Linked DNA regions of Homo sapiens: region 2 is linked to region 1. Evidence: chromatin loops called from intact Hi-C (ENCODE). Cell type or tissue: psoas muscle. All regions are shown on one strand. Links, peaks and the distances in the headings refer to the core of each region. The heading gives the core; the rest is flanking DNA.

Region 1 (15,559 bases), core at 5,765-8,264:
TTTGGCTTCATTGGAGAGCATTAGCCTGGCTGGACTGCTGAAAACAGTCATTGATAATTTTATAGCCTGGAACACTCTGATTTCTGTTTGCAGACCTAATGAGTGTTTTATAGCTAATTCTCATGAGAGCATTTGTTGAGGGAACATATGGTACTATCCACAGTTTTTGTCTTTTAAAAGTCATTCTCTCACTGCCTCAATTTGTTTTAATCGAAGTAATAAACATCATAATAAAGCACACAACACAGATGACTTCTGATGAAAAGCAACAACCTCCTGCCCTCCCCACCCCCACCCTCCGCCATTCCCTAGGGGCAGCAGCCCTTTTTGGGATTTCTCTTTTAATATTTTCTGGCGATTCCCTTCATGTCTTTTGATGAATCAGGGGTTAAAAGATTCTTAACCTAAGGTAGCATCCATTGATTCACTATGAGGGACATTTACCCTCTTCTACCCTGTGTCTTCTTCCAACATTTGCTATTTATATTTTATTTTGTAACTGTAAATAACATACCTAGTGAGCTTTTTTATTCCATCAACCACACACCGTATCCTTTAACTCCCCACATTATTTCATCTTTGTCCCTGCTTTCCCCTCTCACTTTATATTAGACACACTTAAAAAACACCGAACAACTTTTATCTCTACTTTGTCAGGGCTGTTCATATTTATATCCTATCTTGCAGCTATAACAAAATTGCTCCCTCTTTGTCCACAGATTGGCTCTAAAATTAGAAAATTGACACATAGAGTTTATAGTATTGTGACTATATAAATATTGTATACTGCCTGGCCAACAGTGAGTTAGGGTTATATTTCCCTCTCTGGGTTCAGAGTCATAATTGCTGGGTCATGCAAAGAAAAATGTTTCCCAAATCAAAGTTAAATGGAGTCTTTTTTTTGCCCCCTAAGTTTGCTTAAATTCATGCCACATTTTAGGCTGCTTCATGTTAGGAGGTTTTTGCCCTTCAGAAACTGTCATGTGGGGAAGAAACCTCAGAGAATATCCAGGCGAAGGGCAGAGGCCTTGATACAAGCTCTGCGTCTCTGATTACTGGTTACAATGCTGGGCAAGTTATGACACTGAGCTCCTGGTTCCTCATCTGTGGGTGGGAAAGATGCCCAGCCCATCTCACAAGGCCAGCAAGAGGATCAGTTTGGATAGTACAAGAGAAAGAAAGGCCAAGAGAGGGTAAAGCTCTTTGGGATAAGCAAACAGGAGTATCAACAGGACTCTTACCTCTGAGACTCTGCCTGTTTTCATGGGGCTTTGATGAGGTCTGCTTGCATAGACAGATTTATCGTAAGACCTTGGAAAGAATTCCTTTTCTGCTCTTAGTTTAGCTACCAGAACATTAACTGATAACAAATGTAGACAGGAAAGCTCTACCTGCAGAGAACACCCACAAATACAGCCTGGTCTCACTTAATGGCTGCAAAGACTTGTTTAGTACCAGAGCCACACTCTGCTTAAGGGCAAGCCCATTCCAGCGTGACCCAGGCGCTTCTGAAGTGATGGTCAAACCAACACCTTGTGCCCCACTGGGAAAAAGCTCACCTTTGGTTGGGGCAGGGAGTGGGTGAGGATACTACAGGGTGTGGAAATTCTCAAGCACTAGCACTAGCGCTCCTGCTGCAGCCTGGACAGTATCAGCGTGTGGCACATCTCATGCTCCTGCCAGGACAGAGCGGCTCCTTCATGCTCAGCCCTTGGCTGAGTGTGTGGACACATCTACAAAACCCCCCAACACGGACCCAGGGAAGTAGAAAAGCTTTGACCACAGTCACTGCACCCAGAATGCTTAGCCGCCTGCCACCATACAGGAGGCTTTCAGAGATCTGCTTGTTTCTGCCTTTCTCACTTTCAGCCCTGAGCATGGCTGCTGCTCTTCCCCACTCTCCCACTTTTGCTATTTTTAGACAAGGAGACTGCCTGTTTCTAATGAAGGCAGCAGAGCAGCAGGCTCTCTCCTGGTATCAACCGATGGCTCCCCTCCCCGCAGTGAGCACCAGAAGCAGGAAGCCTGCTGCAGGCACAGCTCAGACAGCAGCACTTAGAACCCATAGGCAGGAAGAGACTCAAACAGTGTGTTTCCAGGTTTATTCATTGTGAGGACAGAAGCCACAATGGCTCAGAGAACTGGCAGTGACTGAGCTCCTGCCATGAGCAGCCTCAGAGGTGAGAAGAGGGCCTCCTCTCCCTTTGAGGGGAGTGACTCTGTGTGTGATAGGATATAAATATAAAAAGGGTTCCTCCTTTTTAAAGAGGAACCCTCATCCAAGTTCAGGGACCTTTTTCACCGTATATCGCTATGAGATTTGTTTTTCTTTCCAATATCATACCCCAACATGTACACACACAAGCACAGGTGTAAAGCTAGCAGGCATCGTTGACTGTGATGTTTATACTGTGATGACTGTATTACACATGTTATTTCATTTACTCATTAAAAAGAACCCTGTTAGGTGAGGTCTCTGGCTATTTATTTTGTACATTTGAGTATTAAGACTATCTTGTCTCACCTCTGGTGGCATTTGGATTTGAACGTAGGTCTGACTGGAGTAACCTGTCCTACACATATTGCCTTGAGCCATCCAATCACTGCAGAAAATTAGCCCTTTCCTGTGTTTCTAAGTTATCCCCAGCAACCATGGTTCAATTATAAAAGAGAAAAAGAGATACAGAGATCCATTTCCCAATGACAAATCTATTTCTATATACAAGTCTTGATTATTTGATTTCATCAAAGGAACAAGGAATAGTTGTTAAAGCACAACAACAGAAACCTTCGACACCCCTACTCATATCATATACAGAAATTAATTTGAGATGGATCACCGACAAAATGTGAAAGTTAAACGTAGAAAGCTTCCAGGAAAAAACGAAGGAGAAAAGCCCTTCGGGTCACGTCTAAGAAGGGGCAGAAGGGAACTTGCTGGTGGGATGGGGGAATGTTCTTTATCTTGATCTGGGTGATGGTAACTTGGGTACATATTTTTCAAAATTTATGGAACTACAAAGATTTCTGCATTTTTACTATATATAAATTTTACTTTAATAATGAACTGTCAGCATAATAAACAGTATCTGCTTTTCTCCCTACAAAACTACCAATCATCCATTCAAATGTATACTGAGTGCCTACTTCATTCCAAGTGCTGGGCTTAAACCAAAAAGTAAGCAGACATGGTCAGAACACCAACTTAGGGAGCTTCCCAAAAAGTTGGGGCAACAACCTAAGTGTGCCTTATCTGATGAATGGTTAAAGCAAATGTGGTATACATATACAAAGGAAGAGTATTCATCCTTAAAAAAGAAGGAAATTCTGCCATTTGCAATAACATGGATGAACCTGGAGGACATTATGCTAAATGAAATACGCCAGACGCAAAAAGCCAAACACTGCATGAACTCATTTGTAAAATCTAAGAAAGCTGAACTCATAAAAGCAGAGACTAGAATGATAGTTACTGGTGGAAAGAAGAGGAAGTGAGGAGGTGTTGGCCAAAATGTATGCCAGATGAGGAAGTTCTGGAGATCTGAGGCACAGTGTGGTGACCATAGTTAATAATCACGTATTGTGTACTTGAGATTTGCTAGAAGAGTTGATCTTAAGGGTTCTCACCACACAAAAGATATAACCACGTGAGGTGATAGATATGTTAATTGGCTTGATGTGGTAATCATTTTACAATGTATCACCTTAAATATATATAATTTTTATTTGTTAAGTATACCTCAATAAAGCTGGGGAAAAACCCTAAAAACCCCCAAAAGTTGAGGAGATATATATTAATAATAAATGTTAAAAAGAAGCCAATAGGCCAGGCGCGGTGGCTCACGCCTGTAATCCCAGCACTTTGGGAGGCCAAGGTGGGTGGATCACAAGGTCAGGAGTTCGAGACCAGCCTGGGGTGAAACCACATCTCTACTAAAAATACAAAAAATTAGCTGGGTGTGGTGGTACACACCTGTAATCCCAGCTACTCGGGAGGCTGAGGCAGGAGAATCGCTTCAACCTGGGAGGCAGAGGTTCCAGTGAGCCGAGACCATGCCACTGTACCCCAGCCTGGACAACAGAGCGAGACTCCGTCTCGAAAAAAAAAAAAAAAAGAAGCCAATAATTATATGATTATGAAATATATAAATGCAAAAAAATACGCCACCAAAATAACATCCAAGACAACAACAACAGCAAACCAAAATAAAAACCTTCACCATCAAAGTAATTTCTCTTTCTTTTTTTGAGACAAAGTCTTGCTCTATCACCCAGGCTGGAGTGCAGTAGCCCAATCTCAGCTCACTGCAACCTCTGCCTCCCGGGTTCAAGCGATGTTTGTGCCTCAGCCTCCCAGGTAGCTGGGATTACAGGCAAGCACCACCACACCTGGCTAATTTTTTATATTTTTAGTAGAGATGGGATTTCCCCAGGTTGGCCAGGCTAGTCTCCAACTCCCAACCTCAGGTGATCTGCTCGCCTTGGCCTCCCAAAGTGCTGGGATTACAGCCGTGAGCCACCATGCTAGGCCCATCAAAGTAATTTCTATTAAGCTTCACAATACTGGATGGCTTCTGCTCTCTAGGACAATGTGTTTTACTGTTCATATGTGGCAGAGTCTAACATTATAATTAGTTCCCTTCCTAGAGCTCATATCCATGGAATTAAGAGAGAATATATTTAGGTAGATCCCAGAGGTGAGGCTTAGGTAGATTTAAAAAATGGCAGTATGGGCCATCCATGAAACATTCCCAGGTAGACAGCACACATTGAAAACAGGGTTGACTGTGTTCTCTAGCTAGAGAAAAGCACCATGAAGGCAACAGGAATTGGGACCTTTTGAATCATAGGGCAGGGGTCCCCAACCCCCAGGCCATAGACTGTTACTGGTCTGTGGCCCGCTAGGAACCAGGCCGCACAGCAGGAGGTGAGTGGTGGGTGAGTGAGCATTACTGCCTAAGCTCTGCCTTAGGCAGTAATCAGTGGTGGCATTAGATTCTCAAAGGAGCATGAACTCCATTGTGAACTGCTCATGAGAGGGATCTAGGTTTTGTGTTTCTCATGAGAATCTAATGCCTGATGATCTGAGGCAGAACAGTTTCATTCTGAAACCATCCCTACTCTGCCGTCCAATCCATGGAAAAATTGTCTTCCACAAAACTGGTCCCTGGTGCCAAAAGGGTTGGGGACCACTGTCATAGGGCACCGATGGCCCCTGTGGCTCAGAGGAGCAGTACAATATGTGAAAGAAGGAGCTACAGCAAGAGGCAGGGTAGTGGGGTTGTGGTAGCAACATGGCACTAAGTAGCTGTGAGTACTGTATTTGGGTAAGACATTGAATTTTCCTGTACTCCACAGTTCCCTTCTCTGTAAAAATCAGGAGTTTGGATTTGATCAGGTCTTGCTAGCTTCCAAAAGTTTTGATTCTTAGCCTTAGTTGGTCTTCTCTAACTAAAGTTTGAGATCAGAGTGGCATACTGGAAATAAAATATGCTGAATTGGAAATGCCTTTTGCTGTGTAAGCTAATGGAACCAATAAAGGTTTAAGACACAGTGAACAGGAAACAATTCCTGGCCTAAGCACTATTATTTCTCTGTACTACACCTCAATGGCATAATTCCCATGGATAGTGGTTTGCTGCCAGATACTCTGCAATCTCTATACTTGCTGCTGTCAGATTCAAACAAACAAAAATTACTCAGAAAAACAAAGCTTTATTCAGAGCCATGTTGTTATGGGTTGAATTGCATCTCCCTAAAATTCATATGTTTAAGTCCTAGCCCCCAGTACCTCAGAATGTGACCCTATTTGGGAATGAGTTTGTTGCAGACATAATTAGTTAAGATGAGGTCATAGTGGAATAGGGTGTGTCCTACTTCGGTATGACTGGTGTTCTTATAAAAAGGGGAAGTTTGGACATAGAGACACAAATACACAAGGAAAGCTCCATGGAAGATAAAGGCAGAGATTTACAAGCCAAGGAATGTCAAAGACGGCCAGCACACCACCAGAAGCTAGCAGAGAGGTATGGAACAGATTCTTCTTCACAACCTCAGAGGGAAAACCCTGCTGATACCTGGATTTCAAACTCCTGGCCTCCAGAACGGTGAGACAAATTTCTGTTGTTTAAGCCATCCAGTTCATGGTACTTTGTAAGGGCAGCTTAGCAAACTAATACTGGTGGTATAAATGCCTGAAGGACAAGCTGGCCTCGGCAAATAGGCTGACTCACTGACTTTCCCTCCATAACACCACCTTGGGAAAAAAGAACTTCTCACTGACATGCATTCATAAATAAACACCTTAACTTTTAGGAAGTTTATATTTTAGGCAACTGAAAAAAAGTACAATTCATATTTCTTGCTAAACACTACATTTTCTGTCTTTAAAAAGTAAGACGTGGCTGGGTGCAGTGGCTCATGCCTGTAATCCCAGCACTTTGGGAGGCTAAGGCAGGTAGATTATTTGAGTCCAGGAGTTTGAGACCAGCCTGGGGAAAATGGCGAAACCCTGTCTCTACAAAAAATATAAACATTAGCTGGGCATGCTGGCACACACCTATAGTCCCAGCCACTTGGGAGGCTGGGGTGGGAGGGCTGCTTGAGTTCACAAGGCTGAGGCTGCAGCGAGCTGTGATCGTGCCACTGCACTCCAGCCTGGGTGACACAGCAAAACTGTCTCAAAACCAGCCAACCTAACAAACAAAAACCCAGAACAAAAAGCAAGGCCCTTCTTCAGTAAAATCCAACAAACATTTTTTAAACCTTTATTAGTGACCAGGAATTGCTAGATAGTGTTTGTGCCTTAGCTTTCAGACTCTACTCAGGTTGTCACCATGTCAATGTGCTAAAAACACACAGGGTTGAAATGAGCACCCTCAGCATGTAAGTGGTATCCTTCAGTCAAAACCCAAATTACTATTAGGTCTGCAGAAGCTGCTGAAAAAATAATATGAAAACAGATTAGAAAAGCAGCTTCGCTCTCACAGATGTACACTGTAATTATAACTGTTCAGAGCTATTGGAAAATCATAAGCAGAATTGACTTTCTGTCCTTGCTAGCTTCAAAGAGGTGCAGAATGACAGGAAAGTTCTCTCATTCGTGGCTAGGCTGACACCAAACGAATTACAAGTTCTGATCTGACTAATCAGAAAATGTCACAGAAGCTACTGGTCTCTGCTATACAGGTCGACACCTGTCCTGAGTCACTAGGAACGTAAGCAGTTTAGGGATAGACATACTTGTTCTGGTTTCTAAATCATGGTACAGCTTTAGTAATCTCTGGCAGTGGTTCTTTTATATACCCAAACCCTTCCTATAAGTTAAGGATCAAGGCTAGGCGTGTTAGAATCTGACATTAGTAACACTCCAATTGCTTAAATAGTGGTTCTCAAGCTTTAATGTGCATTAGAATTGACAACAGGAAGCTGCATTTTAAACAACTTGTTTCTGAAGCAGGTGATTCTAGAGCCTATACTTTAAGAAATGCTGGCTTAGAGAAATGGTAAAGCAGTGAGATGTGCAGTCTAGAAATGGCATAGTATGCTTCTAAGAATGACTGAGGACCAGAATGATCCATCTTAGCAAGAATGAAGAGGAAGGCTGGGTGTGGTGACTCACACCTGTAATCCCAGCACTTTGGGAGGCCGAGATGGGAGGATTTCTTGAGTCCAGGAGTTTGAAACCAGCCTGGGCAACAGGGTGGAACCCCATTTCTACAAAAAATTAGCCAGGCATGGTGGCACACGCCTGTAGTTCCAGCTACTTGGGAAGCTGAGGTGGGAGGATCGCTTGAGCCCGGGAGGTGAAGGTTGCAGTGAGCCAAGATCAGGCCACTGTGCTCCAGCTTGGGTGACAGTGTGAGACCCTGTCTCCCCTACCCCGAAAAAAATTGTTGAGTAACATATGGGTCAAAGGGCACTGCTGAAGGCCCTGCCTGTGCCTCCTGGCTTGGTGCTAGTGTTTAGACTGTCTGTAGGGGTTAGCATTCTGGCTTAGGAGGCTGGGGCCTGGCTGGTGTTCAGGAGCTCTGAATTCCACCCTTAGGTCAGATATGTAACCATTTACCACATCACACTGAATAAATCCTACCTTCCAGAAAGCACATATATGTAAACTAATAAATGATTAGGCCCTTGGTTAAGAACCACAAATACGCTCCCCATAATTTTACACTGTTTATAGACCTGACTTCTTGTTATGTATTAATGTGCTTAGCCATTTGTAAATACAAATATTAATGTTTACAAGCTGTCACTGAAACTATATACCCTTTTCCTATGTTTTTGACCTCCTCTTAAAAAGTCTAAATTATCCATTTTCAGAGTCCCATTTAAGCTTTAGTTATTTTGGATAATGTCTATCTTTCATAGGTATATCTAAATCCTATTTACATAAAATTTCTTAATGGCTATTACTAAAAATGCTCTCAAAATATTTATCATTGATGTATCTACATATCTACAGCCTCTCCTTAGATTTTTTTTTCTTGTTAATGTGTTTGTTTTATTTTATTTTATTATTTTGAGATGGAGTCTCGCTCTGTCGCCCAGGCTGGAGTTCACTGCAACAGATGAGGTTGTTGTATTACGTCTGAGCTGTTGCGGGAGCAGGCACTGGAAGGCTTTAGTTCTTGCCTTGTGGTCTCCCCTTCTAACCAGCATTACTTAGCTGGGGCTTGCTTGGGCAGTCACTTTATCTTTCTGAGCTTGTTCTTTATCCCTATCACAGTGATAAAAATCACTCTCGTTATTTACAACAGGGTTGATGTAAATAATAACATGTGCAAGTGTCTACCATCTGCTTGCCTTCGGAAGGCACCTATTAGATGTCCTTGCTCATGCTGGAGGTGCCTGAATTTACCCTCCTCATTGTCTCCTGGTCCCTGGAGCATTTGGGAGAATTCAGTGAGGCTGACTGTTATAAAATCTGTCCCTTGTGTTCAATACATTTTAGTTATTAGTATTATTGTTGAAGATAATTATATAAAGAAACACATGTTATAGACTTGACTGGCTCAGAAGGAGTTGTGTACAAGTAAAGGCTTAACAACCAGCATTTAGGAAAAAAACCCATGTGCACATATGTATGTACATAAAGTTTTTATACTTATATTTTTATTTTTTCAGACAAAGTCTTGCTTGCTCTGTCGCTCAGGATGGAGTGTAGTGGTATGATCTTAGCTCACTACAACCTCTGCCTCCCAGGTTCAAGTGATTCTCCTGCCTTACGCTCCCAAGTAACTGGGACTACAGGCACACACCACCACACCCAGCTAATTTTTGTATTTTTTGTAGAGACGGGGTTTTACCACGTTAGCCGGGCTGGTCTTGAACTCCTGACCTCAGGTGATCCACCCGCCTCGATCGCCCATTATTAACAATCAAATGGCTGTTCTTCATGGTACTGGTACAAAAACAGATATATACACCAATGGAACAGAACAGAGGCCTCAGAAACAACACCACACATCTACAACCATCTGATCTTTGACAAACCTGACAAAAACAAGCAATGAAGAAAGGATTCCCTATTTAATAAATGGTGTTGGGAAAACTGGCTAGCCATATGCAGAAAACTGAAACTGGACCCCTTCCTTACACCTTATACAAAAATTAACTCAAGATGGACTAAAGATTTAAACATAAGACCTAAAACAATAAAAACCCTAGAAGAAAACCTAGGCATTACCATTCAGGACATAGACATGGGCAAAGACTTAATGACTAAAACACCAAAAGCAATGGCAACAAAAGCCAAAACTGACAAATGAGATCTAATTAAACTAAAGAGCTCCTGCATAGCAAAAGAAACTATCATCAGAGTGAACAGGCAACCTACAGAATGGAAGAAAATTTTTGCAATCTATCCATCTAACAAAGGGCTAATATCCAGAATCTACAAGGAACTTAAACAAATTTACAAGAAAAAACAACCCCATCAAAAAGTGGGCAAAGGATATGAACAGACACTTTTCAAAAGAAGACATTTATGCAGCCAACAAACATGAAAAAAAGCTCATCATCACGTCATTAGAGAAATGCAAATCAAAACCACAATGAGATACCATCTCACGCCAGTTAGAATGGCGATCATTAAAATGTCAGGAAACAACAGATGCTGGAGAGGATGTGGAGAAATAGGAATGCTTTTACACTGCTGGTGGGACTGTAAACTAGTTCAACCATTGTGGAAGAGAGTGTGGCAGTTCCTCAAGGATCTAGAACTAGAAATACCATTTGACCCAGAAATCCCATTACTGGGTATATACCATAAGGATTATAAACGATTCTACTATAAAGACACACGCACAAGTATGTTTATTGCAGCACTATTCACAATAGCAAATAATTGGAACCAACCGAAATGCCCATCAATGATAGACTAGATAAAGAAAATGTGGTACATATACACCATGGAATACTATGTAGCCACAAAAAAGAGTGAGTTTATGTCCTTTGCAGGGACATTGATGAAGCTGGAAGCCATCATTCTCAGCAAACTAACACAAGAACAGAAAACCAAACACTGCATGTTCTCACTCGTAAGTGGGAATTGAATAATGAGAACATATGGGCACAGGGAAGGGAACATCATACACTGGGGCCTGTCGGGGAGTGGGGGGCACTCTATCATTAGGAGAATTACCTAATGGAGATGACGGGTTGAGGGGTGCAGCAAACCACCATGGCACATGTATACCTATGTAACAAACCTGCACGTTCTGCATACGTATCCCAGAACTTAAAGTATAATAAAATAAATAAATCAATAAATAAATACATAAATAATAAAAATCGCTGTTCTTAACAACTGGCTTGCAAAATTTGACTCTAGCAAGCAAGAAGATGTGGGCTCTGGCATGCTACTGCATGAAGGCAAGAGGAAAACATTAGGAGCCAATTTTAGCATAATATTTTGAAGTTGCTGCTTCCATTGGAGTCACTGTGGCTGCTGGCAACATGCTGGAGAGGTGGATATCAGTTAGGCAGCCACAGATCCTGGTGGGACCCCAGAAAAATCGCAGGGGGTGCTCAAATCCATATGTTTATATGTGATTTCTTAACAGAGAGTAAAAACACAATTTAAATGAACATGATTTTTGAAAGCAACAGCCCATTTTCTTCAATTCTAAAAATGGAAACCTGAAAAAGGGTACACACCATCGTGTATGGAATACGATATATAGTGAGGGAATAAAGTTCACAGTTGGGTGAACAAAAGTTCCATCCATCTTGGTATTCACAACCTACTCTGCCTTACCAACACTTTTCCACATATTGTGGGAAAGATTATCTCAGATGACTGCATGCATATTGCTTGGGTAGGACAATTTCCTACTAATTGCCAGGAACAACCAAACCCTAGTGGTAATCATCAAAGCTTAGGCCAATCCTGTTACAAGTACACAATGAATACGCATCTAAAAGACTTGGCGTAGTGCCTGGTCTTGACAACATGTAATTAACCCTAGCTATAATTCTGGATGGCACAGAGTTTCAGTGAGAAGCAATTTAAGGAAAAACACATGCTCCTTTAAACAATTTTAGATTTTATCAGTCAATGATTTTAGAAAGTTACCATCATCCTTTATAACATTTAAGAACATGTCAATGGAAAAGTCACTGGATTCAGAGTTGAGGAACTAGATTCTGGTCTTGATTCTGCTACTACCTATCTGTGTGATGTTAAGTAAGTAATGTCACTTCTATGCACCCTGGTTTTCCAATTTCTAAAGTAAGGGTGTTGGGGTAAGTAAGGGCTATTTTTTTAATGAAAAAATCCAACCTCCACAACTAAAAAAATTTCATGTCCTATGAATTAGAAATTCAACAAATATGTCCTCAATGTTACTCACTTGAACAGCCATTAAGACCCTTTTACGGATTTTCTAAAGTCACATTCTCTTTTGTTCTTCTGAACAAACACTGATTCCCCTTGTTTCCAAATGTATATTTGACCTTTCTTCAATGTTTATTATCAGTCTTCCCCACTGAAGTTTGTTTACTTATGAGAACAGGGCTCTCTTTCCGGTAGATCATAAAGCAATTCCCGGAAGGGCCTCGGGTGGGAGGATGTGCTCAGGTACAGAAGATATCTCACAATGTTGACCTATTAAGAAAATGGGTGGTCCTAGACTCTGGGCTGGTGAGCATTTTTCTTCTGCCTTCTAGCAATTTCTTATAAATGGCAAAGTCTTGTTTTAAAAATCTGAGTCTGTGTTTTTTTTTCTTCCCCTAGTACTGTTGAATAAAAAATTCTACATTTCCAAGCATACTGTGCCTGCGATCAAATGATGACACAATCAGCACCCCTAATAATAGTAATAGCTTCCCTTGATTGAGGCTCTGAGCCTGCCACATACATTATCTCATTTACAGTTTTTTTTTTTTTTTTTTTTTTGAGGTGGAGTCTCGCTCTGTTGCCCAGGCTGGAGTGCAGTGGCGTGATCTCGGCTCACTGCAAGCCCCGGCTCCTGGGTTCACGCCATTCTCCTGCCTCAGCCTCCCGAGTAGCCGGGACTACAGGTGCCCGCCACCATGCCCGGCTAATTTTTTGTGTTTTTAGTAGAGACGGGGTTTCACTGTGTTAGCCAGGATGGTCTCGATCTCCTGGCCTCGTGATCTGCCCTCCTCGGCCTCCCAAAGTGCTGGGATTACAGGCATGAGCCACCGCGCCCGGCCTCATTTACAGTTTTAACAACCCATCAGGGTAGGTATTAACATCCCAGTTGCACACATGAAGCACATGAGGCCCTCAGAAGCTACGCACTGTGCCCAAAGACACAGGTTTCCAACCCAGGTTTGTCTGGATAGTAAATATATAACCTCCCTTACAATGCCTCCCTCTACAAATAAAACCCCCAGCATGACACAGGCAAGACAGGCAGAGTGAAATCCAGTAGAGAATCTTGGAGAGGTTCAGTGCTTGGAGATTTCACTCTTAAAGTCTTTCATGAGACATAACTGGGAGCTGAGATAGGATGCCTCTTTTGAAGTGGCTGATGTGACATTTACTAAGCAAAACTTTATAGTCAACACATGCAAAAAAAAAATATATATATATATATATAAACAAGGATCCTAACACACTGTCCACCCTACAAGTATTTTCATGCTAAGATAAAAAAAAGAGCAGAATGTATTGAAATATCATGTGCTAGAAATGCATGGAAAATAATCTGTAGATACTATGTTTCACAACTGTGTGAAAATACAACTAATTTTTATTAAGCAGTTATTAGAACAGGTTTTTTTTTTTTTTTTTGAGACAGAGTCTTGCTCTCTCACTCAGGCTGATTACGGTTCACTGCAACCTCTGCCTCCAGATTGAAACGATTCTCCTGCCTCAGCCTCCCGAGTAGCTGGGATTACAGGCATGCACCACCACACCTGGCTAATTTTTGTATTTTTAGTAGAGACAGGGTTTTGCCATGTTGGCAAGGTTGGTCTCGAACTCCTGACCTCAAGTGATCCACCTGCCTCGGCCTCCCAAAATGCGGGGATTACAGGTGTGAGCCACCATGCCTGGCCCCAGAACAGGTCCTTAAATAGCTAGTTTGATCCTTGATTTAAACATCAAAACGATTCTATGGTATGGGGATTATGATTCCACTTTATATAGATGAGGAAAGGGACTTTTAGAGAAATTGTGGAAGCATGCCCAAGGTTATACTAACATAAATAGCTTTAATCAGAATTCTGAGCCAGATCTGAGTCTTCTCTTTTCTTTCTTCACACTATTAATACAAATTATAGTGAACTTTTTGCCCACTCAGCACTCCTTTCTTCTGTTGGTAAGAGCAGCTCACTGGGTTTTGGGGAGCAATCCTTCTGGTATTCTGTGTAGTCCTGTTGGGAATGCACATCAGAGCACCTCACCCCCATGGGGGTGAGCCTTTGACTCATCAATGTAGGCTCATCATACTCTCAGAGAAATCTGAACCTTGGGCAGTGTGATGAAGAATGTCAAGTGGTAGGAGCTAAGTAATAACACCAGTATGTCCATGAGTCTCAGGCTTCCCAGAGGAAGAGAATGTCTTCTAGAAGATGCTGTCCCTGAGTCTGAGATTGTCTAGAAGCAAGCTTGATGAAAGCATGGCGTGACAGATTCCCTGAACTGCTGGATTCTCACCCTGTAGCAGTGTCTGGGAGAGGGTAGAGGCTCGATAAATATTACTCAATGAATGGTTGAATCCTCTGAGCTGCTGTATTTCATATTCTTCCCTTGGCTTGGTAGTTGAGGTTTTTCTTTAGATTATGTGAACTAATTCTTAGCTTCCTCATGATTTCCTTTGCTACTTCAGTTTCTCTTGCTTGTAAGCAGAGAACTCTATCTGATACCTATTATTTCCACAGAGTTGTTACATATGCCAAAATATTTGAGGACCCAGCCTGATGGAGTTCTGTTTGTCTATAGCAATGACCTTCACCTACTATTCTCACCCAAGGAAGGAAGCTCTAGAAAACTCCTCAGTTGGAGCATCAAGGAACTACAATCTGTTATGAGAGATCATTTATTAGGTTGCATAAAGGTCCCCACAAAAAAGTCCAGCTACAATATGTGGGGAAGTAGTTTATTCCCACAGTGCCCTTGATTCATTCATAGGTTGAAACAACTACCACAGGTATCCAAAAATGGCACATATGCATGAAAAACAACTTTTACCCAACCCCAAATTCTGGAAACTGGGACATTTGAACTATAAAATTCAAAATTGTACATATTCAACCTTATATGGATTGGGATTCTATGGCAGGTGAAAATGTGATCTGCATAATAAATCAATCATAGTTAAACCCAGCTGCAAAAAGACCCATGGTATTAATATTTGACAGATTACTTATTCATCTTCTCTGCATACAGCTGTATACTGAGTTTCCCATCATTTCAAGTAAAGCCTCAAGAGACAGTTTTAGAACACAATCCCCCAACATTTACATTATAACAAAGTGTTACTATAATGCATGATTGTGGTACAGGTTTCTGTAATGTCATTTTGAAAGAGGAAGCACCCATGCCTTTTTGTTTATAACTAACCTCCATACTATATCCAGATTTTGTTCATTTTCCTTAATGCCTTTTTCCGTTCCAGAGTCCCACTCTGGATACCATGTGACATTTAGGTGTCACATCTCCTTAGGCTCTCATAGACTGTGATGGTTTTTTAGACTTCTTGTTTTTGATGACCTTGACAGTTCTGAAGAGTACTCATCAGGTATACTGCAGAATGTCCCACATGATTTGGGTTGCTTGATGTTTTTCTCATGGTTAGACACGGTATTTGTAAGTTTTTGGAAGGAAGATCACAGAGGTCAAGTACCATATTAAGTCAAGGTTATGCACTATTAACATGACTTATCATTGATAATGTTTACCTTGATTACCTGGCTGAGGTAGTGTTTACCAGGCTTCTCTACTGCAAAGGTACCCCCACCTCCCTTTCCATGCTGTACTTTTTGGAAGCAAGCCACTAAGTGTGGCCAACGCTTAAGGGATGGGGTGTTGTGTTCCACTTCCTTCAGGGTGGAGTAGCTACATACAGTATTTGGAATTCTT
Region 2 (15,559 bases), core at 4,387-6,886, 170 kb after region 1:
CCTCCGAAGGCCTGGGTTTCATGTCCATCTCTGCTGCTGTCCACTTCTCTTCGATTATGAATTGCGCTAACTCCATTAGATAGTGCTTTTGTTTTGGTGCCTCTGCCAAGTTTCTTAGGTAGGGCCTCACTTCAAATCCTCTTTGGAATGAGGAGAGGACTCATTGATTATTTGGTCATTATGAGTGCAACTTGCCCTATGGGAATTGGGCTTCCAATAGGATAGCCATATTCAAATATTTTCATGCCATTCAGGCTGTGTATGTTAACATTTCCTAGCGCATTTCCCGAAAGACAAAGCAATTGGAAGATAATTTGGGCCTTGGTCACACCTGCATGTTAAAGTCAATCATTTTTGTTTTATTTATGCTCTTTTGAATTCATTTTTATTACCTAACACCAAATAAATTCACTCTTTCATTCATTCAATGAACATTTATGGAGCATAACATGTCAGGCAGTAAGCTAGGCCCGGGGCCATAATGACAAGGACAGGTACTCGTCTTCAAAGGAATCCTATTAGCAGGAGAGACAGGCATTGCAGTGGCTACAATTTACAATGTGGCATGTCCTTTACTCTGGGTTTTTGGAGGAGGAACTGCATAAGTCAGCCTGTGGGGCTCATGGAAAGCTTCACTTATGAAGAACACTGAAATTGGACTTAGAGCCGTTTGCTGGGGACATAAGGTTGAGAGCTAGAGGGTGGAAAAGAGTCTGGGCACCGTGTTGGCTTGCTTACAAAAAGACCCAGCACCGTGAAGGGTATTTAAATTTTCATGGGTGTACTCAGAGATCATGAGTCCTGCATTTTAACAATTTGCCCGCAAGTAGCCCGAGGTTTAGGATGTTACCTAAAGGGTTACCAACAGACTTCCTCATTGCTCCTTCCACCTATGATCGTAAGTCCCTCTTAAATTTTGTGCCAGAATAAAAAACAAATGTGTGGAAATTTATATGGATTCATGAAAACCTAGGGAGCTATTCTTAGGAAAACGTCAGCCTGGTAAACAGTTTTGCTGGGAAGATAGGAAGTATTATAGTTCTTCTTCTAGAGCCCTTACAAAGAGGCGTGGTATTTTTTTTAATGTGGGTTTGGCAACAAAAACAACAGTAACAACAACAACAACAAAAAGCAGGAGAAAGCAAAGGTTTAAAATGTGCTGGGTTATTTTCTGAGGCTTAAACAACAAAAAAAACACCAAACTGAAACAATCCTTAACATAGTTTCCAAAGCAGAAATGCCTGTATTTTTCAGACCAGAAAAAATTCTTATATTAAGAAACTATAGGCTTAGAGTTTTTTAAAGAATATTTGCATAAACTCTCAAAGAAATGCAGAAAATCTGTATGTTAAATATTTGTACAATGGAGGCCACTTCTACATACATATGTTCAGACATATGGTATGTTACACATTTGTATGCTTAGAAGCTGTAAAAATAGAACTATGGTGTCTTACATTCAATGTAAAGCTCTCCTATTCTTACTGATGAAAATAATTTAAATGAGGTTTCACTTCATGTATCTAATATTTATATAACCAAGCCACTGCCAAAACCAATTCCAAACGATGGCACCTGCTCGCTATGAATCCAAATGGAGACCAATCAAAACAAATTGCAGGGCTCTTATATTCTCTCATAAAACACATTCATCAATTCTCAGAATGGCTCTCCCAAAGTGAATAAACAGAATAGCTATAAATGGCAATGACAAAAGGATCAGCATCAAATGAACCACTTGTAATTCATTTTCCCAACAAAGGTTGTGCTAAAAGAATTCATAAGCCTTTTCAAGCCAAGCCTTCATTGCAAACATTAGACAGAAGAAAGTCGCCAGTGAAAACAGCCATGACGGATGTGTTGCTTTCAGACCAATGTAACTCACAGCCTTTCATGAAAAACACTGCTACTGCATGATGTCCTGCAATGATTTTCATTTTACATATACAAAGACATAGTATGTATCTGTGTGTATCTGGTGATAGTGTCGGGGTGGTGGGGAAGCTGGGAGTCGGGGGGAGTAATTAGTTAGATAGTCATGATATTTGGCATGGAGGCAAAGAATCCATGGAGATTTAACTAACACTGTTACTTTTCTATCTCTTCCCAGTCACATCTGGGATAATCACAAATAATCTCACATAGTTGAACTTCTTGCCTCTATAACTTGCTTACATTTTTTCTTCCCCTTTTGTTTTGTTTTGTTTTTGAGACAGAATCTTGCTCTGTCACCCAGGCTGGAGTGCAGTGGCATGATCGCTGCTCACTGCAACCTCTGCCTCCCAGGCTCAAGTGACTCTCCCGCCTCAGCCTCCTGAGTAGCTAATATTACAGATGCACACCACCACGCCAGGCTAATTTTTGTATTTTTGGTACAGACAGGGTTTTGCCATGTTGGCCAAGCTGGTCTCGAACTCCTGACCTCAAGGGATCTGCCTGCCTTGGCTTCCCAAAGTGCTGGGATTACAGGTGTGAGCCACTGTGCCAGCCTCTTCCCTAGTTTTTACCATACATTTGATACTGGGTAGACTTCACAATATTATATCTTTACTACATGGCAATATTTCTCATTTTTCATTCACCAGCTTATGCTTTTTGTCCACATTTTATTTCTAAGCTATTTTCCTCTTTTTTTCCTAAGAGTACATGCCTTGGGAATTATTCAATTATTACAACAATTTATGATACACTATATGCAAATAAAACCAGTTTTGATTGGCAGAAAAATGTTTGGTCTCAGAAACAAACAAACAAGTCTGTTTGCCTTTGTTCCTGTAGCAGCCTGCAAAGTATTTCTGCGTTTATGTCATTTTCTATTGAGAAACCAAAGCCACACAGATCCCCTATATGCCCCAAATACAAAGAACAGCTGATAGTTACCCTGCCAGGTGTCTGGGGGCTCTGTGCCTGTGGGGAAGTCTGAAAGGCCATAGCAGGGAAGCAGGAAGAACTGTTAAATAAATACAATCATTGCAGGGGATGGCCAATGCTGTTATGGGCAGAAAAGGACTGAGCAGGAGACAAATTTTGTCCAAAGGAAAAAATTTTTAAAAGCCTTTCTGTAGTTTGGGTGAATAAGCTTAATTCGTAACAAGCAATGAAAGTGGTTTCAAACTAGGCACAAATGTAAATGCCTAGATAGAAGCAGTCATGAAATGACCACTTAAGATCTATTCTTCAATGAGGAGGGTATTCATTTACTCAAACATGTATTCCCGGATGTCTTTATGTGAGGTACTTTGAGGTATACAAGATGAATGAGATGGTCCCTGTTCTCAAGGCACACAAAAGAGAAGCCAAAACTCAAGCACATGTAATAATGGGAAAGTCTTTAACAGGATTAGAGTTAATACTTTTACTTGGCTTTGCCTCTAACAAGTATTCAATCATCACAGTCAGAGAGCTTATATGGAATGTTCTTTAATATGTAATAAAAAATTAAAAAGCAAAAAAAAAAAAAAAAACCAAGGCCAAAAGAGATAATAAATCAGCCACTAATCACTGAATATTAAATTTTCCAAGTGTTTGACATGTGCTTGGCTGTGTGCAGGTTCAAGACACACTGGGCAGGCAGCTGCTTTCAACAAACCAACAATTTCCCTAGAGAATCAAAACTAAAAGGAGTTCAGAGGAGAGGGAGGTGACTGTGGTCTAGAGTCAGGGTCTACAGTCAGCATTCTTAAGTCATGGATGAGAGATGTCAGAGCAGGAGGGAAGGAGCAGGCGTGGAGAAGGGAAGGGCCATGGCATGTCTGGTAAGAGAAAATTATCCTGTGCTGATACGATGGGAATTCAAGGGAAGAGGATGATTAGCGGCGGGCTAGATGGCCCTGGGAGACAGCCATGAATGTGACAAATTAAGGAACATCTGCTGAAGGCTTCTGAATAGGAGGCCAATAAAAATTGTAAAAATAATATTGCTTAAAAGAAGGCGAGATAAAATGGGAAGCGAAAACCAGATTTGAAGGGTGACTCTAGAGCCTGCTGCAATAGTCATGAGGATGAAGACCTGAAAGACCAGGGCAGAGCTGCAGGCTGAAAGGAAGGAGCCCCACAAGATGTTTACAACAAAAACACTGTCAGAACCTGAGCAAAGCCAGGGACTGAGGAGTGCAGGGTTAGCAGTTAAGTCAAGATGGCAAGGCGTGCAAGCTTCACTAACCACTGAAGATCATGGAGTTCTCAGAGCAGCTTTCTCCCTGCCTGGTCATAACCTGTGCCACCTTTATCCCAGCTGCAGAAGGAACCAAGGAGGGACACTTGAACTAGGCTAAACCAGCAGATTATCCAAAGCAAGAACTTTATCTACAACACAGGGACTGAGTGAGTCAAGTGACTTTTCAGGTCAGGTAGGGTCAGGGCTAGCCAAGGTCCTGGGAGAGTGAAACTAGGAAAGCTGCAATTTAATCAGACTGTGGAAAGATGCACAGAGAAGGCCCTGTGTTTCCAGACAGACAGAGATACTGCTACAGCCTGACAACTCTCCAGCTGTGTAATGTCTAGCCATACTCCCTAGCAAGCAACTGGGTTCTGGGAGCGCCCCTGTATCTTCACAATCCATTCAGCATTCACTTGAGTTCTTTGCAGGAGTTTCTAGTCCTTACAGCCAAACTCTCCTTGACTAAGACAGAAAATGTTTTATCAATAAGCTGCCATAAGCCTAGCAGAGGTCATTGCTCCAATCTCCACTTGTCACTACCCCCTCTGGAGAGCCACACCCTAATGTGACAGGTGATGACAGCTCGGTGGTCACAGGAAGAGGCTCTGGTGTCACAACACTGCCCAGCTTCACTATTGACTCTGCCGCACACCAGCTGTATGGAATCCTCAAGTGGCTTAACCTCTGTGTGCCTCAGTTTCCTCATCTGAAAAATAAAACAAATAACAGTACCTCTCTCACAGGGCAGTCGTTAGTAATGTCCAAGATTTACAGCACTCCAATGTTCCTGGCACACCATACGCAGTCCCTGCACTCAGCATTGTGATGACTATTTTTAGCTACTCTCACCAGAAGGAGCACCACAGGACAGAGTGGACCCTCATTGCCCTGCTCCCAACCTTCTCGTGGCTACAGAAGAAACTCCAGGTATTCGAGGCCTTGCAAAGTGTGATGCTCACCCTCATCTCTGGCCGCTCCTCCACCATTCTTCCCACCCTTGAGGTGAAGGAGCCTCTACACACAGGGCCCCCTGCGCCCCACATGCTCCCTCTCAAGTGTCAGAGGGCTCCTTCCTCTGCAAATGTGGCAGGTGCTCTGACAGCCTCTTGCCTGCACCAACAGTGTTTGTTCTACTTGAGCTAGCCTCTCCAGGGCTGTGCCAATCTCAAATGCCTCCCCCTGAGGACTTCCTTGAAGAATGCAATGCTTCATCTGCTGTGCCCTCACAGCCCTCAGCCAACGCACTTGCATTCTGGACCAGTTAGGCGTTTAGGTGACCCTGGACTGCATGTGCTCTCTGTCCTATAAATAATCATTATCACAGCCAATGCATATGAAACACTCCTTTGTGCCAGGCACTCAGACAAGTACTACATGAATTAACTCATTTAATTCTTCCAACAACTCCAAGTAACAGGTTTCTGTTATTATCCTCATTGCTTGGTTGCAGAGGAAAACGAAGGCAACAGAGAGGTTAAATAACTTGCCTCTAGCTGGGTGAAGTGGTGCACACCTGTAGTTCCAGTGCTTTGGGAGGTCAAGGCTGGAGGATCACTTGAACTCAGGAGTTCAAAGCTGCAGTGAGCTATGATCATGCCACTGCGCTCCATCCTGAATGACAGAGTGAGACCCTGTCTCTCAAAAAAAAAAAAAAAAAAATTGAAAACTAGAAGAATAAAATATATAAATAACTTGCCCAAGGTCATACAGTTGGAGCCAGGATGGGAATGCACAGACTGTCCAGTTCCAAAGTGGCTCTTAACCTCTCTGCTAATACTGCCTATTTGAAGACTTCGCTTATTTCCTTAAGTCCGCTACCTGCCCCCTGCCTCCCCGAGGAATGGTGGGCCCTTTGTTTCCTGCCTTCCCACCTGTAAACTATGAACGCCCATACCCATCTTTGTCCCTCTCTGATGCACAGCTAAGGTATGTTCTCCGCTCCCCACAACACATACCTGTCTGGAGCTTTATCAGATACTCTTTTTCCTGAATCGACTACTTTCCCTCATCTGGCTCTTCACCCTGAGAATATGAGCATGTGAACTCCTTCCTGAGACCCTTCCTCCTGGCTCCTGAAACCTCTTCTTCACCTTGATGCTCCCTCCTGGCTGCGGCATCATCCCACTCCCTTTATGCTCAAAGTCAACTCCTCAAAAGACTGTTGTCCATTCTCCATCTTCACCCCCACCCCTCCACACGCTCATGGAGGCACAGCAATCCGGCCTCCTGGACAACCACCCCAAGTTCAAAGGTGGATTCCTCATTGCTTCACCCAAGCAGTCATTTCATTCATGACCTTCCTCAACTTCTCTGAAGCACGGACACTGAATACCTTGCACACAGCAGGCTCTCAAATCTGTGTTGAACTGATGAATGACCAGTCCTCCTTCACTGACTGTCCCTCTTCCCTTGGCTACCTGAAGTGGCCAACACTGTCATTTGCCTACCCCAAATACCCCAAATCCCTTTTCCCCATGTGCTTTATTAACAGGATCATAGCTTTATTTAGGAAGGTAATGTTCCCAGTTAAACAAACAAGAAACTTGTATTCCTAGACATTCTAGCAGTGAGGTATCGACAGACATTTACATCCAGAGAGACTTGTTAGAGGCAAACTCAGTTGGGAAGTGCATGTCTGCCACTTGGCATTTGCTCTTTGCCCTTTCTTCCACGGATGATGAACTTGGGAGACAGCATGAGCAGGGCCTCCATATATGCCTGGTTTTCCCTTCCTGGTATGCCTGGCTTTCCTCCACTTCTCTGAACACTTTTTCTTGGGCTCTCTGGCAGGCTTCCACCTTTTTTGACTGTTTCTTAAATGTTCCTGTTCCTCATGGTCTTCCGAATTCTTTTCTTCTCACTGCTTCTGAATAATCTCTTCCATCACCAATGGGTTTAACTGCAACCTACTTGTGATGACTCCCAAATAACTCTTTGAGCCCAGACTTTCTTGAGCTCAAGATTTATATTCCCAGCTGCTTTTAGGGTTTCTATAGTATCTCGCAGGCACTATAAATTTAAAATGCTTCAATTGCAGTTTATCGTATCCCATCCAGCTCAAAGAATGCCACCATTAGCACCCAGTTGTCCAAGCCTGAAATCAAGGGGCCATCCCAATTCCTCCTCAATACATCCTCCCCACAACCTATCAATTAAGCTCTTTCCAATCAATCTCCTTGATGTTCCTTGACTCTGAGTCTTTCTCTGCATTTTCCCTTATACAAACTTAATTGAGATCTCATCATTTCTAACACAGATTGCTGCCCTAGCCTCCTAATTAGTCTGCCTTGTTGGTGAACAACATTGCTAAAGGGACTTTTCTATATGCAAATCTGTCTAACCACTCTCCTTCTTTAAAATCCTGCAAGGGCTTCCCACTGCTTCAGGGCAAACCTCAGAGGTTTTGGCACAGCGTATGACCTCTCACGACTCTCATATCTCCTCCCAGCTCACCCCAACACAACTGCAGCCACATGGGATGACTGTCAGCTCTCAGAATGCGTGGTTCTCTTTGCATCTTACCTTTGCACACACTTCAATGCCTGGCACATCCCCTTCACTCTCAGGCTGAGTGCTCTTTGTCCTCCAAGATGCAGCTCAGGCATGACTTCCTCGTATGAATCCTCTCCTACCCCTCCTGAGGCAAAGGGCAGCGTTTCTTCTCTGTACTCACGTGCTCTGGGACTAACTCTATTGTGACACTTACTGACTATATTGTAATCCTCAGTTTAAATTTCTTCTCTTTCTAGTACACTATTGGCCCCTTGAGGGCAATAACCTCTGTCTATCCATCCATCCATCCATCCATCCATCCATTTTCTATCCATCACAGTGCCTGGCACATGAATAGACACAAAAATGGAAAGTTTAATGCATATATGCGTATTTCTGTTGTTCTTAGATAAGCTACCTTGAGTTCAGAAAGGATGTCTCATTTTTTAAGTCCTTACACATTAAGTAGATGCTTCATAAATGTTTTCTTCCTCCTTTTAGCACTGGATAATCAAGGAATGTTCAAGCATCAAACTGACATGAAAAACTAAGGATGGCTATCAATTTAGTATTTCGAATACTTCCATAAGATATCTTTTCTTGCTATTCCAGGTTCATTCCATAAAGTTTCAGTTTCTTTGAATAGTTTCTCTTTTGGAATAACTTTAAAAATCATTATAAATGCAACTCATATCTATTTTAGAAATATGAGAAAGAGACAGAAAATCACAAAGAAAATAAAAGGAGCCATCAATCTTCTCATCCAGAGATGCCCATTATTTATCTGGTGGGGTATCTTTTTCTAAGCTGTTTTCTGTGATGGTAACACACTGACTTCACTCTCTATCGCCTGTTTCCAGACTGGCACAAGGGCCGAAATGCGCTGCTAATATGCTGGGGCAAACCCCCATCATTCATTCCATCAGAACTCAACCTAACAGTCAAAAGACAAAACAAGGAGAGTCCGTGTGGTGGCCACTCTAAATGATGAAGGCTTCTTAACCTGAGATTGGGCTTGTTTTGGAGCATGCTGTTCTTTGGCTTCAGACCATACTCAGGTGTGTCTTCCGGACTTTCCCTTATCTCTTTGATGAGATTCCGTCCAGCCTGACCAAATGTACTTCTTTCAAGTGGTATATTATATTCACAGGAGTAACTCTGTAATCTTATTATTAAACTCTGTCAATCCCTGTGGTTTTGAAAGTACGAAAAAAATCCCAAATCTTTAGTCTTGGAATATATTTCAAATCTCTCCCACCTGGCAGGGTGCCTCAACACCCACCACTGTGCGGATGTCTCAGTATTACATGTACCCTCTTTTCTCAGCATCAAGGAACAGCATAAACCTATACTTCTTAAATTCAGCCCAACTGAAAGAAATCCAGGAAGTATTTAGCATTGTTGTGATTATTAGCAATCCAATATGAAAAAAAAAATGTGCCCTTTTCCTAGTGTTAATACCGCTAAGTATCCCTGGAATTCTAAGTTCTCTCATGCCCGGGCTTGTTATTTTCCCTTGGATAGCCCTCCTTTGAGAATTTTCAGCAGAATATAAAGGACTATATCCTGGCTCAAGCAAAGCACCCTCTCCATCCCCTCCTCACACACACAAATTAAATTTGCCTTATCAGAAGGAAGGCAGGGGCATCTGGGAACAGAGCAATGGGTTAAAATATCTATGGACCAATCCACCTGTGTGGTAGTAGCAGGTGCTGACTCAGCGAGGCCTGAGAGCCCTAGGAATGGACATGGAAGCCTGCAACTTGGATCGACACTTTTCCTATCTGGGATTTCTATATGAGGGGGAGAAGAGATGCAAGCACAGGGAGACAACTGCTCAAAGTATTCCAACACTTGGAGTGCTTACAGCTCAAGTTCCTCAAGAACTTAACAGTCATGGAGAATTTGGAGCAAGGGTACCCAAATATGACCTTGGGAAGCCTAGGACACCTTTGTTTGAATGACAAAAAGGCAACCTTTCTGATTTAGCAAATGCCTATGCCCTTGCAGAAAAATGAGAAAAAGATACCACCTCTGGGCAGACTTAACCCTGCAAAGAAAAAGGCCCCTTTTCAACAGCAGATACAGAGCGTGGCAGCTGAGAACAGGTTGGAAATCAGCCTCCATCTACCCTTCAGTGGAGCCCCATTGTGCACTGCACTAACTATAGAATCACACATAAAGGCCCGACATCCTCTTGACATAGATGCTATCCATGGATGACTGACTGGGATGGGTCTTCAAGGCCTTCTTACATCAGTAAGAAGGAAATGGTGAGGTCTGTTGAACCCAAGGTACTTCAAGCAACCCATGTTTCTTCCCCATGCCACAGAAAACAAGGAAAACTGGATTACTCATCCATTTAACAAACACCTGTGCATGTGCAGGCCCTGTCTAGATGCTGGATGAAAAGCATGGTACAAACCTCAAGGACTATTGCATTCGAAAGGCAAGGTCTACCCCCAACATTTGCAGGGCCTAAGCAAGAGAAAAAATGGTAGCCACATACCACATGCTGTGTGTGAGGCTTCTCCTCACTCACTGGCCCAAACCGGGCACCTGCTGCCCACAGGTATCTCCACCAGCCCCTTCACCATCACTATTTTCAGTTTCTCTAAGGAACCTGATATGGGAAGGCCAGGCTCATGTATGTTTTCTTTGGAAAAATATCTATTTAAGTCCTTTGCCTATTTTTCAATCAGGCTCCTTATTTTTTCTTTTGCTATTGGGTTGTAGGGGTTCCCTATATATTTTGAATATTAACCCCTTTTCAGATGTATAGTTTGTTAATATTTTCTCTCATTCCATGAGTTGCCTTTTCATTCTGTTGATCATTTCCTTTGCTCTTGAGTTTGATATTGTCCTAGTCCTATCTGTCCACTTTTGCTCTTGTTGCCTGTGATTTTGGTGTCATATCCAGGAAATTGCTGCCAAAACCAATGTCATGAAGCCTTTCCCCTAGCTTTTCTCCTAGGAGTTTCACAGTTTCAGGTATTATTTTTAAGTCATTCATCCATCTTGAGTTGGTTTTGCGTCTGATATAAAAGTCCAGTTTCATTCTTTCACATATGGATATCCAGTTTTCCCAACACCCTTTGTTGAAGGTACTATCTTTCCCTATTGTGTATTCTTAGCACTCCCGTTGAAGATCAATTGATTGTATATGTATGGGTTCATTTCTGGGGCCTCTATTCTATTTTATTGGCCTATATGTCTATTTTTATGAGAGTGCCATACTCTTTTGTTTACTGTGGCTTGTAATATATTTTGAAGTTAGGAAGTGTGATGCCTTCAACTTTGCTCTTCTTTCTCAAGATTGCTTTGGCTATTTGGGCTCCTTTGTGGTTCCATATGAATTTAATTTTTTTCTATTTCTATAAAACAATACCATTGGGATTTTGATAAGAAGTGCAACTAAGAGGACTTCATTCTTTTGCACAACTGTTGTGTACCCTAAAATTAGTCACTGATGAACAGAAGGTATGTACTACAGATAGAGAGTTTCAGTATTTTCAAGTATACTCCAAATGCTTTTTAAAATTACAGCCAACATATTGATGGAAGGTGTGCTTATCTCAAATATAATTTTAGCTGCATCCAGATTTCCCTAGCTTTGAACTTATATAGCCAACTGACAGCTCCCTTTAGAATCCTCAAAAACATATTAGAGATAGGTCCTAAACAAAACTCAAACACCTCTTTATTTCTGCCCCTGCAAACTTTCCCATCTCATTCAATGTCACTTCATTCCCATTTTTACTCAAGTCAGTAAACTTCATTTACAAAAATCAGTCATTCTTGATTTCTCTCTCTTTCTCCTTAGTATGCCCTCTCCCAAATCTTGCTGATTTCTCAAAACCATCTTTTGTTCTCCATCCTAATTGCTACACCTCAGCCCAGTCACCAATATCTCTTGCCTAGACTAATATAACATCCTCCTACTTGATCTTCCTGCTCCCATTCTCCACAAGGCAATAATGGTCTTAAAAAAGAAATCAGTTCAGGTTAGGCCTTGTGTAAAACCCTTTAATGTCTTCTTATGGCATTAGAATAAAATCTAGACTTCTGATCTTGCCCTATAAGACCCCGTGTGGTCTGTTGCCTGCCTAGCTCTCCATGCTTATCTGATGCTATGCTTCCTCTTGCTCACCAGCCTCCTTTCAATTCCCCAAGTGCATGCACATGCCTCCCCCTTGCCCATGATGATTCTCCCTGGCCACTCTACCCAAAGCAGGTGCTTCTCTGTGGTTCAAGTTCTCAGCCCATTGTTTATTTCCTTCCTAACATTTATTGTAATTGGCAATGATTTTACTAACTACTAACTACCTTTTATTGTTTTTGTCTGTTTCCTCTCACTATAATGTAAACTCCATGAAGCCAGCAGCTTAACATGTCTATTAGGAACTAGAGTGAAAGTTAATTCAGTTCAATGACTGGTCCACAGTGTCTACAGTAAGAGCTCAAGAAATATTTACCAAGTGAACAATCTTACAACCATCTTAAAAATTCACCCCAATTATTGCTCTCCAGACTTCTATCAATTAAGCTTCTAAAGCATAAACAAAAATTTCTTTCTTATAAGACAAACTCAAAACTTTCATTATACTTTGAGGAAGTTTAATTCAAATCTGGGCTCCAACAGATTATTTTCTTCAAATATTCACATTGGCTATCAAGTGGAACTCCACGGGGAATGAAAAAAAACCACCATGGATGCAAATTCAATTATTAAAAAAAAGGCAGTAGCATAACAGTACTCATGCCTTATTTAATGTGGAAAATATTTAAATAAGATCATTATGGCTCTCTTACAGCGTATCTATTTAGTCTAAACCTCTGGTTCCTTTCCACTATAAATCTACTTTGTTTGAAATCTCAGAATGTATAGCCCAAGGCTTTTCCAATGCTAAAACAAAACAAAACAAAACAAAACAAAACAAAACGGGCACAGTGATCTTTATCACATTTTGGAGTATTAATTACTAACAGCACAAAAAATTTAGCAGATAATTTGAACTATATATTCTTTATCTATTCTTTCTTCCAATCTCTTTGTGAATCTGTAGCCATAATTTCTAAGCAATTAAATCCAAGACAGGAAAATAGTATGTCATTGAGACAAGAAGTAGTTACAACAACTCCTTAATAAGCCATGTCCATTTCATCTGATCTTTCAGGGTCAAATGGTTTAGTAATTCCCTAAAAAGGAATAAACAATGAAGATTTTAAAAAACTGAGAAATATGGAAAAATAAAAACAATTAGCAAACACTACCACCATCACCAACAAAAAATTCAACCCAATACTTACTCCAAATGTTTTAAATCAACATTGCAATTCTTGTTTGCTGGAGAATCCTAGAATATACTCTGTTCTTTGCACATATTGAATGACACTCATCATGTACCCCTTGTCTCCCTGGGGAATGCCTATCCACTTATTAACCTGCTAAAGAGTTGCTTCCTCTGTAAAAACCTTTGCATTTCCTTCCTCTGGGTTCCTGTAGCATCTTGGACATATGTCTTTTACACAGCAACAAATAACAACAAAGCATCGTAGACATTAAACATATATGTGTGTACCACGCCAAGAGCAACTTAAGGACTTGTCCACTCGTCTTTGTAAGCCCAGGCCCTAGGACAGTGCCAGGTACATAGTAAGTATTCATTCACCACATTTATTGAAAAAATGAATAATTAACTCATCTCTTTTACTCCTTTTCCTAAGATCTATATATGGTCACCATATTTTATAACCCTAAAACTGACAACCATGATGTCATAAAGGGTTTTGGTGTCATTTTTAGGTGCATAAAATAGAAATATGCTAGTTTTGATGTCCAAATACTAGAATTTCTAAGATGTTTCACTGGGCTACTGGAGGGAATATTTGATAACTAACCTAGAAAACATGGGATCTCAAGTTGCCATAGCTATGAAAGACGGAAACGGTGGTGACCTTAAATCTGTGGGATAGATATCTAACTCTGGCTTCTTTCTCATCTCCCCACTTCCTATGCTCCAGCCTTTCTTTCATTCAAATGACACAATGGTAAGGATCACTGACTTCCTGGCAACCTCACTAGCCATGAATTACGGGTTGCTCTGGTTGAGGAGAAGACAACCTCGGAGCATCATTTCCTGATGACATTATCAAAACTCTCTAGTTTGGATCAAATGAGGAAAATGCTGTCTTAGATTCATGAAAAAATCTGAAATGCAGATTATGTTCAGAAAACTACACTTTTCTTCTTTTTTCAGTCACACACAGGAGCTCCAAACATGACCATCAAATAAATAACAAAACCGGTTCAGAAAGGAATGTTTTAAGAATGAACAAAGTTGAATTAGGTATTTTATATTGGCAAGTCTAAGAAATGTTTGTGGTCTTTAAATTTTAAAAGTTTGTTCAGATGTACATCAGAACATTGTAATTGAGGAAAAAATTGAAAACAAACTAAAGAGTAACAGTGGATTAACTGTGGTACATCCACAGAAAAAAATAACATGCAACTATCAAAAAAATGCAACTATCAAAAAAATGCAGAAGCATATTTAAAACATTCACTGTATATTACATGGGGAATAAAAGCTGTTTATGGAGCTGAATATACAGCAGGATGCTATCACCGTATGAAATCACATATACATATTTAGACATAGAAAAAGCCTGGAACAATATACATGAAGTGCAAACAATGGCATCTCAGTGAAGTGTACTACTTTTGCTTATCAGAACTTTCTACAATTTCTAAAATGAACCTGCATCGCTTCTCTCATTAGAAGGTGTAATTTGCCTGTTTCAGTATATTTTGTTATTCTAATCTTTTTTTCACATGATTAAAATACATATCTTATGAAAGTTTGCTCAAAAGTAAATGTCATTTAACTTCTCATCCTAATTATAGAACAAGGTTGATTGACTGTGTTAAAATTAAAGCAGATTTCTGAATTCTCTATGAAAATATGAATGAAATAGGAGAAACCCAGAAATTTTCATGAATGTTAGGAAAACTAAAAGGAAAGCTCACTGACTTCCTATATACCATCAAAATTGCAACACCATTTCCCTAGAAAGAGTTTTAGTCTGGAAGATTTCCTAAAGTCTAAAACATTTGCTAATGTGCAAATATTTTAAGACACATATCACAGATTTCTGTGAGCAACCATTCCACATATTTTCCAAGCGTTATCTATCACCATTAATAAACATTCACTAAGTTCTTTCTCAGTCAACTGGTATTAGGAAAGACAGATAAACTATTGTCCCTTTCCTTCAGGAAATTTGCCCTAAAGATAGGGGATTATTCCATATATTACATATATTCTTCGGGTTTCCATTTATTCAAGTTACCAGTTTTCTGAATAAATAACTTTACAATTTTATAGAGAATTCCTTTCTAATCCTTACTACTTTTTGTGATAAGAACCACTCCCATTTAACAGATGAAAAGACTAAGACACACAAAGATTAAGCAATTTGCCTAAAATCAGAAAGCTTGGAAGTCACAAGGTTAGGTGTGGAATGTAGTTCTACCAGCCTGTAGAGACACAGATGTTTTAACCATTAAAACACACACACACACACGCTCTCTCTCTCTCTCTCACACACACACAAAGTAAGGAGTACAGGCAGAAGGTAGTACACTGATTCAGAGGAAAACCAATACTACCTAGAGCCGGAAGGATCAGAGGACATTCCATGGAGTGCACGGCACTTAACTGACGTCTTGAAAGACAGAAATGCATTATCAGGAGAGATAAGCAGTTCCAGGAGAAGGCATTTTTCCCTGCTGGTTACAAATATGGCTTGGATGTCCCTCAGTCCTCTTTTGTAAAGGATCCAGACAGACTTCCCAACCCACAAGAAGGAACCTGACAATATTCTATGATTAGAAGGAAATCTTAG

What was found. Hi-C counts contacts between places; a loop is a spot of excess contacts. Peaks named below come from ENCODE experiments on the same cell type or tissue, not always from the same donor. Only the 100,000 strongest peaks of a DNase experiment are listed, where the experiment ranks them.
Region 2: it touches region 1 in a loop (2.4-fold over the local background); 1 of 110 quality-filtered maps calls a loop at or near these places.

Annotation. Positions count from the first base shown.
Region 1 is chr9:68,966,212-68,981,770 of GRCh38, reverse strand. The region is part of intron 14 of PIP5K1B (phosphatidylinositol-4-phosphate 5-kinase type 1 beta); the gene reads right to left. It overlaps LOC101927069 (a long non-coding RNA gene), which reads left to right and starts at 5,930. Exons shown (of 3, transcript NR_110647.1): 1 at 5,930-6,107. RefSeq lists enhancers at 11,844-12,138, 15,181-15,270. In psoas muscle, for the core only: no CTCF peak of the experiment used is centred there; no DNase peak of the experiment used is centred there; H3K4me3 peaks cover 583 bases.
Region 2 is chr9:68,794,848-68,810,406 of GRCh38, reverse strand. The region is part of intron 2 of PIP5K1B (phosphatidylinositol-4-phosphate 5-kinase type 1 beta); the gene reads right to left. Among named protein-coding and RNA genes, the nearest start is that of PABIR1, 23 kb to the right of the region's middle. In psoas muscle, for the core only: no CTCF peak of the experiment used is centred there; no DNase peak of the experiment used is centred there.